2 separate regions of the Homo sapiens genome follow, and region 2 is linked to region 1. Evidence: read pairs that join two places in POLR2A ChIA-PET (ENCODE). Cell type or tissue: GM12878. All regions are shown on one strand. Each heading gives the region's core, and the rest is flanking DNA. Links, peaks and the distances in the headings are about the cores only. Region 1 overlaps STARD13 (StAR related lipid transfer domain containing 13). Region 2 overlaps LINC00423 (long intergenic non-protein coding RNA 423).

Region 1 (5,382 bases), core at 61-5,060:
AGAATTTTTAGGTTCACAACAAAACTGAGCAGAAACTACAGAGAGTTTTCATATATAGCCTGTTCCCACACAGGCACAGCCCCCCGCCCACTCACTATCAACATCCCCCACCAGACTGGTACATTTTCTAGAATCAATGAACCTACATTGACATATCATTATCACCCAAATTCTCCATAGTGTACATTAGGGTTCACACTTGGTGTTATATATTCTGTGGGTTTTGGCAAATGCATCCACCATTATAGTATCATAGAGAGTAGCTGCATTGCCCTAAAAATCCTCTGTGTTCCACCTTTCCACTCCTCCTCTCCCCAACCCCTGGCAACCACTGATCTTTTCACTATCTCCACAGTTTTGCCTCTTTTAGAATGCTATATAGTTGGATCATAGAGGATATAGCCTTCTCATACTGGCTTCTTTCACTTAGTAACATGCACTTAAGTTTCTTCTATGTCTTTTCATGGCTTGATAGCTCACCTCTTTTTACTGGTGAATAACATTCTATTGCCCACATGGACCACAGTTTATCCATTCACCTGACATATCAGTTGTTTTCAAGTTTTGAAAATTATGAAAAAGCTACTATAAATACCTACGTGCAGGTTTGCATGTGGATGTAAGTTTTCCATTCATTTGAGTAAATGCCTAGAAGTGCAATTTCTCGAGTATATGATAAAAGTGTATTTGGCAGTAAGAAGCTGCCCACTGTCTTCCAATGTGGCCATACCATTTTTCATTCCCACCAGCAATGAATGAGAGTTTCTGTTGCTCCACATTCCCACCAGCATTTAGTGTTGTCAGTGTTTTAGATTTTTACCTTAGATATGTGGTTGTATCTCATGGATGTTTTAGTTTGCAATTCCCTAATGACATGTGATGTTGAGTGCCTTTTTAAAGGCTTGTTTACCATATATTCATCTCCTTTAGTGAGTTGTCTGTTCAGATGTTTTGCCCTCTTTTTAACTGGGCTGTTTGTTTCCTTATTGTTGAGTTTTAAGGGTTCTTTATATATTTTAGCTAATAGTCCTTTAACAGAGATATCTTTTGCAAATATGCTCTCTCTGTATATAGCTTGTCTTCTCTTTCTCTTGAAAGTTTTTTTCTCTGAAAGAACTAAGTAGAAGTATTGAATTTTAATGAAGTCTGGTTTATCAGTTATTTCTTTCATGGACCAGGCCTGTGGTGTTGAATCTAAAAGGTCATCACTTTATTCAAAGTCATGTAGATTTTCTCCTATGTTATCTTTTTGGAGTTGTATAGCTTTGTGTTTACACTTAGGTCTATGATTCATTTTGAATTAATTTTTGTGATGATATAAGGTCTGTGTCTAGACTAAATTTTTTTTGCATTTGAATATCCACTTGTTGCAACAGCATTTGTGGAAAGACTACCTTTTATCCATCGTATTGCCTTTGCTCCTTTATAAACGTAAGTTGACTCTCTTTGTGCGAGTCTGTTTTGGGTTCCTCATTCTGCTCCATTTATCTCTTTGTCTATTCTTTCACCAGTACCATACTATCATGATTACTATGGCTTCATAGGAAGTCTTGAATTTGGATAGTGTCAGTCCTCCAGTTTTGCCCCTTCATTATTGTGTTGGTTATTCTGAGTCTTTTGCTCCTTCATATAAACTTTAGAATCAATTTGCTGATATCCACTGTTTTGGTTTTTTGTTTGTTTGTTTGTTTGTTTAAAACTGGACATTTTAAATATTGTAATATGGCACCTCTTGAAATCAGATCTTCTCTTCCCAGGGTGGTCATTGTTGCTATCTGTTTAATGAATATCTGGAACTAATTCTCTAAAGTCTGTATCCCTTGTTGTATCCACTGAAGTATCTACTCAGTTAATTTAGTAATCAGCAAATGATTGGACAGAGATTTTCTTAGATACCTTCAACCAATCCCTCAGTCTTTGCTGAGCGGCTCTTTGTGCATGTTACAATATGGCTTCAGCACTGCAGCAGGGAATTGATAACTCTGCCTTAGCCTTGATTTCCTGCTTGTGCAGATCATCAAGGTCAGCTAAAGGTGGAAGATTAGGGCCAGCTCAGGTCTTTCCTGGGTATACACACAGTTCTGCACATGTACTTGGCCTTCTAGATTCCTAGGAATACATTGGAACTTTTCTAAGTCCCCTATGGACATCTCATTCTCCCAGATATTCTTTTTAAGCTTTTTGGTTAGCATCTTGTTTGGCTCAACTGTTATTACCATTTCAGGCAACTGCCATGTTGACTAATTACTACTGACTGTCTTTGACAAACACCCTGGGTATAAGCTAGTTTCAGTAATGATTTGAGTCAGGTTAAATAAAGACAAGCGCTGTGAACTGGGGGTTTTCAGGGAATTCCCAGACAGCTCAGATAATGACAATTCTTTGGTAACGGAGTTTTGGGGAAGCTCAAACATGTTCTTCCCTCTCCAGTGGATGCAAGGCTACTAGTTTTCACAGCTACTCTGACGGTGATGCTGTTGATTTTCAAAGCTCCTGAAAAGCTGGGGAAAAGGGCATAGGAATAGGGTGGGTTTGAATGTCACAAAGCTCACTGTCCTTACATATGTTTAACCATTTTTCTTAAATAGACACTTAGTGTTACTTAGTTTGTTGGAAGCCCATATCAATTTACAGCTTTCTTAAAAAGTTGATTTTGACAATATCTGCCAGTACTTTTGTTGATTTTATGAAGAAGTGGGGTTTTGGAGGTTTTCACTTAACCTTTTTCACTGATGTCACTCACTTGCATTATTTTTTATTCAGCTTTATTTAAATATAATTTATATTCCAAAAAATCACCAAAGCATACAATTTGATTAATTTTGTGAAATGTACAGCTATGTAACTATCACCACAATCGTGACATAAAACTTTATTTTTTCAGCTACAGGGTCCTACTATGTCACCCAGGCTGGAGTGCAGTGGCGTGGTCTCAGCTCACTGCAGCCTTGACCTCCCAGGCTCAAGTGATCCTCTCACTTCAGCCTCCTGTGTAGCTAGGACTACAGGCACGTGCCACCATGCCCAGCTAATTTTTTTTTTTGAGATGGAGTTTCACTCTGTCACCCAGGCTGGGGTGCAATGGTGCAATCTCGGCTCGCTGCAACCTCCGCCTCCCGGGTTCAAGCAATTCTCCTGCCTCAGCCTCCTGAGTAGCTGGGATTACAGGCATGTGCCACCACGCCTGGCTAATTTTGCATTTTTAGTAGAAATGGGGTTTTACCATGTTGGTCAGGCTGGTCTTGAACTCCTCACCTCAGGTGATCCACCTGCCTTCACCTCCCAAAGTGCTGGGATTACAGGCATAAGCCACCACACCCGGCTTAATTTTTATATATTTTTTTTGTAGCGACAGGGCCTCTCCATGTTGCCCAGGCTGGTCTCAAACTCCTGGGCTCAAGCGATCTGCCCACCTTGGCCTCCCAAAGTTCTGGGATGACAGGCATGAGCCACCATGCCCAGCCGTGACACAGAACATTTTTGTGACCTCAAAAAGTCCCCCAGTGCCAGCATTTGGCAACCACTCATCTGTTTCCTGTCACTACAGTTTTGCCTTGCCTGAAATTTTTTTGATGAGTGGAATCCTGTAGTGTATGCTCTTTGTGTCTGGGTTCTTTTACTTAGCATAATGACTCTGAGATTCATGTATAGTGTTGTATGTATCAATAGTTAGTGCCTTGAATTGTTGAGTATTCCATTGTATGGATATACCACAATTTTTATATCCATTTACCAGCTGATGGACATTTGGGCCATTTCTACTTTTTGGCTATCTTATGATTAAAGCTGCTATGAACATTCAAGTACAAATCTTTTTACAGCAAAAAAAAAATTATAAAAAGTATAAATCTTTTTGTGGACATGTGATTTCTTTTATCTTGCATAAGTAGCTGAGAGTGGAATTGCTAGATCAAGTACTAAAAATATATCTAATTTCATAAGAGACTGCCAAACTGTTTTCCAAAGAGACTGTACGCTTTGGAAGTTTCAGTAGTTCTGAATCCTTGCTAATACTTAATGTTGTCAGCGTTTTTACTTTAGGTATTCTGTTGTGTAGTGGTGTCTCGTTATGATTTTAATTTGCATTTCTTTCATGACTGATGATATTGAACATCCTTTCATGTCTTCTCTTAGAAGTATCTGTTTGAATATTCTGCCCATTTGAAAATCAGGTTGTTTGACTTGTTACTGAGTTTAAGAATTCTTTAGGTGTTCTGTATATGAGTCCTTTATCAAATACATGTTTTGCAACTGCTTTTTCCAAGTAGAGAAGCAATTTGTAAGGTACAGGCAAACATCTGAGTTTAGGGGCAATAAAAGGACCCAGAGCTATAAAGTCAAATCTACTTAGAGTCTTCAGCTTTAGAAAATAATAAATAAACTTCCTGCATGTGTCAGAAAGTATAAAGCATATTCGAGTCTGTGGTATATAGAAGATGATTCCTTTGATGTCTTGTGTGTGTGTCGTAGATCAAAAGCTTTTCCACAGAAAAGCAGAATGGAGTGTTTTGTTTGTGCTTCCAAACCCTAATGGAAGAACAAGTTCACTAGATAAGTTCATTTTATAAATAACAGGCAATCCTCCCCTAAACAAACCTGTTACAGAGCCACCAAATGTGCAATATCCACCATTTTTTTTCACTTCACACCCACTCTTAGGTAGACATGCTAACACACGTGGAACAGACCAAAGAGACAGGCTGAGAGCCTGCCAAAGATGGTCTCAGATGAGATGATCAGCTTCCAACTCAGCATTGCCTGCTATATCTGACACTAATGAATGCGTAGTCAGAGGGTACATTGGAGGTGGTTGAAAATGAGGAGAGTCATTAAACGTATTTCAGTCGGTGAGCGACGTGAGAAAAAGTTGAGAAATAGAACTGGTTTCAGTGTAAAGTTTTAGAAGTGGTAGTGAAACCAATTAGGAGGCTGATGCCTGACTCTTGATAAACAACGACAGGAGACTGAATTAGGGCCAAAGGAGAGGCAAGACTTCAAAGACATCATAGAGGTATAATTGACAGGATTTGGTGATCAACGAATGTAGATTGTGAAGGAGTAGAGCCTCAAGATGACATTATTTTCTAGTTTGGATGGCCCATTGGTGATGCTCTTAGTCAAGACAAGACAGTACGTAGGAGAAACAGGTTTTGAAGAGAATGCAGAATGTGACTCTGGCCTCAGATGAGATGCCTGGGCTGGAGACAGAGGACTGGGTATCACTTGAGTCTAATTTATGTTAAGATTCTTCAGTAAGGCCATGGAGAGTAAAAAGGGATGGACCTCAGTCTGAATTCTAACAAAAAAATTAATAGTTAAAGGGCAAGTACTGCTTCGTGGCAGGAAGGAGATGGTGTCCAGAGAGATGAGATAATTCATAAT
Region 2 (5,382 bases), core at 111-5,110, 330 kb after region 1:
CTATGCAGCCATTAAAAAGAAGGAATTCATGTCCTTTGCAGCAACATGGATGCAGCTGGAGGCTATTATTAATGCAGGAGCAAAAAACCAAATACCACATATTCTCACTTATGAGTGGGAGCTAAATATCGGGTACTCATAGACATAAAGATGGCAACTATAGACACTGGGAACTAATACAGGGGGAGGGAGAAGAAGGACAACAGTTGTAAAACTAATTATTGGGGACTATGCTCACTACTTGGAGGATAGGGTCAACTATGAACCCCAAACACCAGCATCATGCAATATACACAAGTAACAAACCTGCACATGTACGCCCTGAATCTAAAATAAAAGTTGACTTAAGAAAAAAAAAAGTATCACCTCTTAAAAGGTGCTACTTTCATGTGAGCTAGATATTTGAATTTTGTTAAGGGAGTGGGATTGGTTTTTTGGTTTGTTTGTTTGTTTGTTTGTTTTTCTGAGAGTCTCGCTGTGTCACGCTGGCTGGTGTGCTGTGGCTCACTGCAGCCTCAACCTCCCAGGCTCAAGTGATCCTCCTATCTCAGCCTCCCGAAAAGCTGGGACCACAGGTGCACACCACCATACCCAGCTAACTTTGTAGTGAGGGGGTGCTCCTTATGTTGCCCAGGCTGGTTTCAAACTCCTGGTCTCAAGCAATCCTCTTGTCTTGGCCTCCCAAAGCACGGGGACACTGGGATTCCAATGTGAGCCACTGCACCCAGCTGAGCTGATATCTGAAGGGTGACAGGCAGGCATATGAAGAGCTGAAGCTCTAGGGAAAGAGAGTTCCGAGCAAAGGGAATCACAGGTGCAATAGCCCAGAGGCAGAACAAGTCTGGGGTGTTCTAGGGAAGAGAGACTATAACTGGAGCTGGGGGCCAGGGAAAGGAGGAATAAAGTGAGGTCTGAGAGTAGAAAGTACCAGGTTGTGCAGGGCCGTTAGGCCATGGCAAAGAGTGTGAATTTATTCCAAGTGCAGTGGGAAGCCACTGAGGAAATCAGGGTAGGGGTGAGAGTGACAGAATCAGATCTGCATTTTAAAAATATTAAGTCTTAAATCTTTCCCATTTTTGTGGATTTATTAGTAAAGCCAGGAAACATGTTAAAAGGCTATGGCTGTGCTTGCCTTGGCAGCACATGAACTAAAACTGGAACAATACAGAGATGAATATGGCCCCCTGTGTTAAGAGCCTGCAGCTAAACGTGCTTTTTCTGATTCCAGAGCCTATGCCTTTTCACCTGTTCTGGAAGATGCAGCTCCTTGCAGGTCATTCCAAAGTAAAAAAGTTACCGCCCGTTTATAAGTATGCTAGAGAACCGTTCTTCAGAGAGGGCCATTTTCAAAGTGCTGGCCAAAAAATGTTACTCTTATTCAAAATCAAAAGAATAAAAACTGCTACACAGGCAGGAACAGGTTCTTTTTGCCTCTACCTTTCAACATGATCAATGTAATATGCTCAAAAGTCCGCAAGTCTCATAGGTACTTTCTGGTGAGTTCAAAGATGGCTGACTCTGCTGCACAGAGCAATGTTGCTTGACATTTACAGTACTGGCTCATCTTTGCAAACAAATCGACATTGCAGTTGAGTTGAAGTGTCCATGGCACGGTTGTCTGCATGGTGTTGGGCTGTCTAGGCTGGCTCTGATCCTCTGGATATAAGAACGTGCGTTTTACATGGGACCAGAAGATCAAGATAGGTAAGTCCTGCCAACTCATGAAAGGCCATCAGTCCACAAGAAAGGGCAGAGAGCAGGGTAGGAGTTCAGGAGAAAGGCAATCTTTAAAGTGTCCTTCACTCCTGGACCAGCCCAAACTATTCTGGGTATTTCTTTTCCTTTTTTATTCTTTTTTTTTCCAGTAGATGATACAGCTTTGCAATGCAATCTTCGCTGGTACAAAAGCATACTTGTGTGTTGCTGAGCCTGAGTGATGTACTATATGGGAAAACCACCAGTGCAAAGAAGATATTAATTCATGTACACCCTATGAAGCAATTTCATGCTTTTATAAGTTTAATGTTATTACAATTGGGTCCAGCTTTTGCTGTAATTCTTTTCTCAGAAGGGGCATTATAATGTGCTGTCTAGGAGCCTATTTTATCCCGTAGCCGTTATAAGCTAACTTAACTACATTAAGATCACGTTAAGAACGTATCTAGTAACATAAAAGAAAATCAAAACTAAAAGCAGGAAATGCTCTGGATACTGAAATTTACCATTAAATACATGGCCACCTCCTTCAGCAAACACACACATACACACACTGCAGGGGACTGTTACTTCCATTTCATCAATAAACTGAATAATAAATTCAGTATTTCCAATAAATTGAAAAGTGAATTATAATGAAACTGGGTATCTGTTCCCCCAAAGGTTGATGAGTACTCACTTAGAAAAGGCCACTTAGTTCGTCCTCTGTCTCTAGAGAGAGTTACTCCATTTCTAAGGATCTCAGTTTCCATCAGTAACCTGTACTCATTCAGTCAGCCTTTGCTGAAGACCTACTACGTGATTCTCAGGCCCCGTGGGGTCCCTGTCCCACCTGTGCCGCAGTAGACATGCAGTAATGAGTGAGCACTGCCGGCTGCAGGAGCTGCAGAGATGCCCACTGGAGTGTCCCCCAGGAATGACACACATTGCATTTCCCTACAACAGAAGATCCAATTCAGAAGTTTTGTTTTTGTTTAATTAAAGAAAAAAGATGCTGAATACAAAGCACCCTTCCTGTGGCTAAAGCAGGGATGCAATAGAGAGGCAGCTGATTGCAGGTCAGAGACTAGAAAGGAGCAGCAGGTCCCAGGAATGGGTGTTGTTTTGTTTGTAAAGCCATTCCCAGGTTATGTGACACTAGCAACAGCCCTGGGTGGTTGATTCAGTGAACACAGATCGAGAGTAAGTGGAGGCCAAGACAAATGACAACAAAGTCTCAAAAGGAGGAAGCAACTTGCTGGGCGAGATCAGCACAGAACAGCACTGCTCCCACGTCAGGGAGCTCACAGAGGAGCAGGCTGGACAGGATCCACACTGACGAAGGCGCCCTCCAGCTCTCTCATGAGAGAGATGGAAGGTGACATGTGAACCCCGCTGCATCTTATTTATGGTTTGCTGTGTCTAATTATGGTTGAGAGAGTATGTGTGTGTGTGTAACATAAACCGCAAAGAGATCTTATTTCCTAGTTTGGGTTCTGTCACATTGAAGTAATTTTTCTGTGACTTTATAGAGTTCTGTGGTTAAAACCCATCCAAGTACTGTGATAAATAACTGCCTGACCTGGGGGACCTGCAGGGGACCCTGGTGATGGCCAGCTGTGCTTTTCTTTTCTTTTCTTTTCTTTTTTTTTTTTTTTGAGACAGATCCTCACTGTCTCCAGGTTGGAGTGCAGTGGCACGATCTTGGCTTACTGCAACCTCCGCCTCCCGGGTTCAAGCAATCCTCCTGCCTCAGCTTCCTGAGTAGCTGGGACTACAGGTGCACACCACCACATCCAGCTAAGTTTTCGTATTTTTAGTAGAGACAGGTTTCACCGTGTTGGGCAGGATGGTCTTGATCTCTCGACCTCATGATCCGCCTGCCTTAGCCTCCCAAAGTGCTGGGATTACAGGCGTAAGCCACCGCACCTGGTCTAGCCCTGCTTTTCTAAGATAACCCACACAGCTATAAGTGTCAAAAGGGGTGGTTCCCATTGGTCTGAACCATGGTAGGTCGCCATGGTACTAGATAGGATGCCAAAAGCACAAAAGAAAAGATAGGTAAACTTCATTAAAACTAACAACTTTTGTGCTTCAAAGGACAACATGAAGAAATTGAAAAGACAATGTACAAGACAGTAGAAAATATTTGAAAATCCTATATCTAATAAGGGACTTATAACTAGAATATAGAAAGAACTCTTACAACTCAACAAAATAACCTAGTTTTAGAATAGGCAAAGGACCTCAATAGATATTTCTTGAAAGACAGATAAATGATCAATGAGCCAATGAAAAGATGCTCAACGTCGTTAGTCATCGGGGAAATGCAAATCAAAACCACACCGAGACACCACTTCACATCCACTGAAATAGCTATACTCAAAAAGACAGACAATAACAAATGTTGGTAAGGATGTGGAAAAATTGAAACCCTCATACATGGATAGTGGAAATGGAAAATGGTGCAGCCAGCACTTTGGGAGGCTGAGGTGGGTGGATCATGAGGTCAAGAGACCGAGACCGTCCTGGCCAACATGGTGAAACCCCGTCTCTACTAAAAAATACAAAAAATTAGCCAGGCATGGTGGCGGGCGCCTGTAGTCCCAGCTACTCAGGAGGCTGAGGCAGGAGAATGGCGTGAACCCGGGAGGCGGAGCTTGCAGTGAGCCCAGATGGCGCCACTCCAGCCTGGGCGACAGAGCGAGACTCCGTCTAAATAAATAAATAAATAAACAAACAGTTTGGCAATTCCTCAAATTGCTGTGACATGTGACACAGCATTTCTACTCTTAGGTATACACCCAAGAGAACTGAAGACACTTGTCCACATAAAGCCTGTAAATGAATGTTCAGAGCAGCCTTATTCATAACAGCGACAATGTAGACAAACCAAATGCTCGTTAATTAATGATGGATAAACAAACTGTGGTTCTGATAGACTGAATAGTGGCCTCCAGTGGCCCTAACCCCTGGAACCTGTGGTTGTTATCTTATATGGCAAAAGCACTCTGCAGATGGGATCACGTTAAGAATTTTTTTCCAGTCAAGGTTTTATTCCGCCACCCAAGCATGGAGTGTAGTGGCGCCATCTTGGCTCACTGCAGCCTCAACCTCTGGGGCTCAAGCAGTCCTTCCACCTTGGCCTCCCAAGTTGCTGGGACTACAGTTGCATGCCACCACACCTGGCTATTTTTTTTTTTTTTTTTTTCCTTATAGAGATGTTTCCCAGTATGGTCTTGAATTCCTCAGCTCAAGCGACCCTCCTGCCACAGCCTCCCAAAGTTCTGGGATTACAGGCATGACCCACCATGCCTGGCTACCTTGAGGACCTTAAAAGAGGGAGCATATCCTGAATTATCCAGGTGGACCCAATGTAATCTGAAGGGTCCCCATATGAGGGAGGTAGAGGAGGATTTGACTACAGAACAGAAGGCAATGTGACAACTGAAGCAAAATGCTACATGCTGGCTTGGAGGATGGAGGAAGGAGCCATAAGCCAAGGAATGCCAGCAGTCACTGGGAGCTGAAAAAGGTGAAGAAATGGACTCTCCCCGAGCCTGTAGAGCAAGTATGGCCCTATTGACCCTTGATCTCAGCCAAGAGAAATTGATTTCAGACTTCTGACCCCCAGAACTGTACGGCAATAAATGTGTGCTGTTTTAAGCAACCAATTTTGTGGTAATT

The links. Peaks named below come from ENCODE experiments on the same cell type or tissue, not always from the same donor. Only the 100,000 strongest peaks of a DNase experiment are listed, where the experiment ranks them.
Region 2: POLR2A ChIA-PET joins it to region 1 with 6 read pairs; 1 of 35 experiments calls an interaction of 5 or more read pairs at or near these places.

Annotation. Positions count from the first base shown.
Region 1 is chr13:33,143,985-33,149,366 of GRCh38, reverse strand. All of the region lies in intron 3 of STARD13 (StAR related lipid transfer domain containing 13), which reads left to right. Among named protein-coding and RNA genes, the nearest start is that of KL, 130 kb to the right of the region's middle. RefSeq lists an enhancer at 2,200-2,499. In GM12878, for the core only: no CTCF peak of the experiment used is centred there; DNase peaks (open chromatin) are centred at 2,326, 3,563 and 4,846; H3K27ac peaks cover 4,850 bases.
Region 2 is chr13:32,809,173-32,814,554 of GRCh38, reverse strand. LINC00423 (long intergenic non-protein coding RNA 423) reads left to right here. Exons shown (of 5, transcript NR_047020.1): 5 at 4,915-5,365. Among named protein-coding and RNA genes, the nearest start is that of LINC00423, 100 kb to the left of the region's middle. In GM12878, for the core only: no CTCF peak of the experiment used is centred there; a DNase peak (open chromatin) is centred at 3,044; H3K27ac peaks cover 1,103 bases.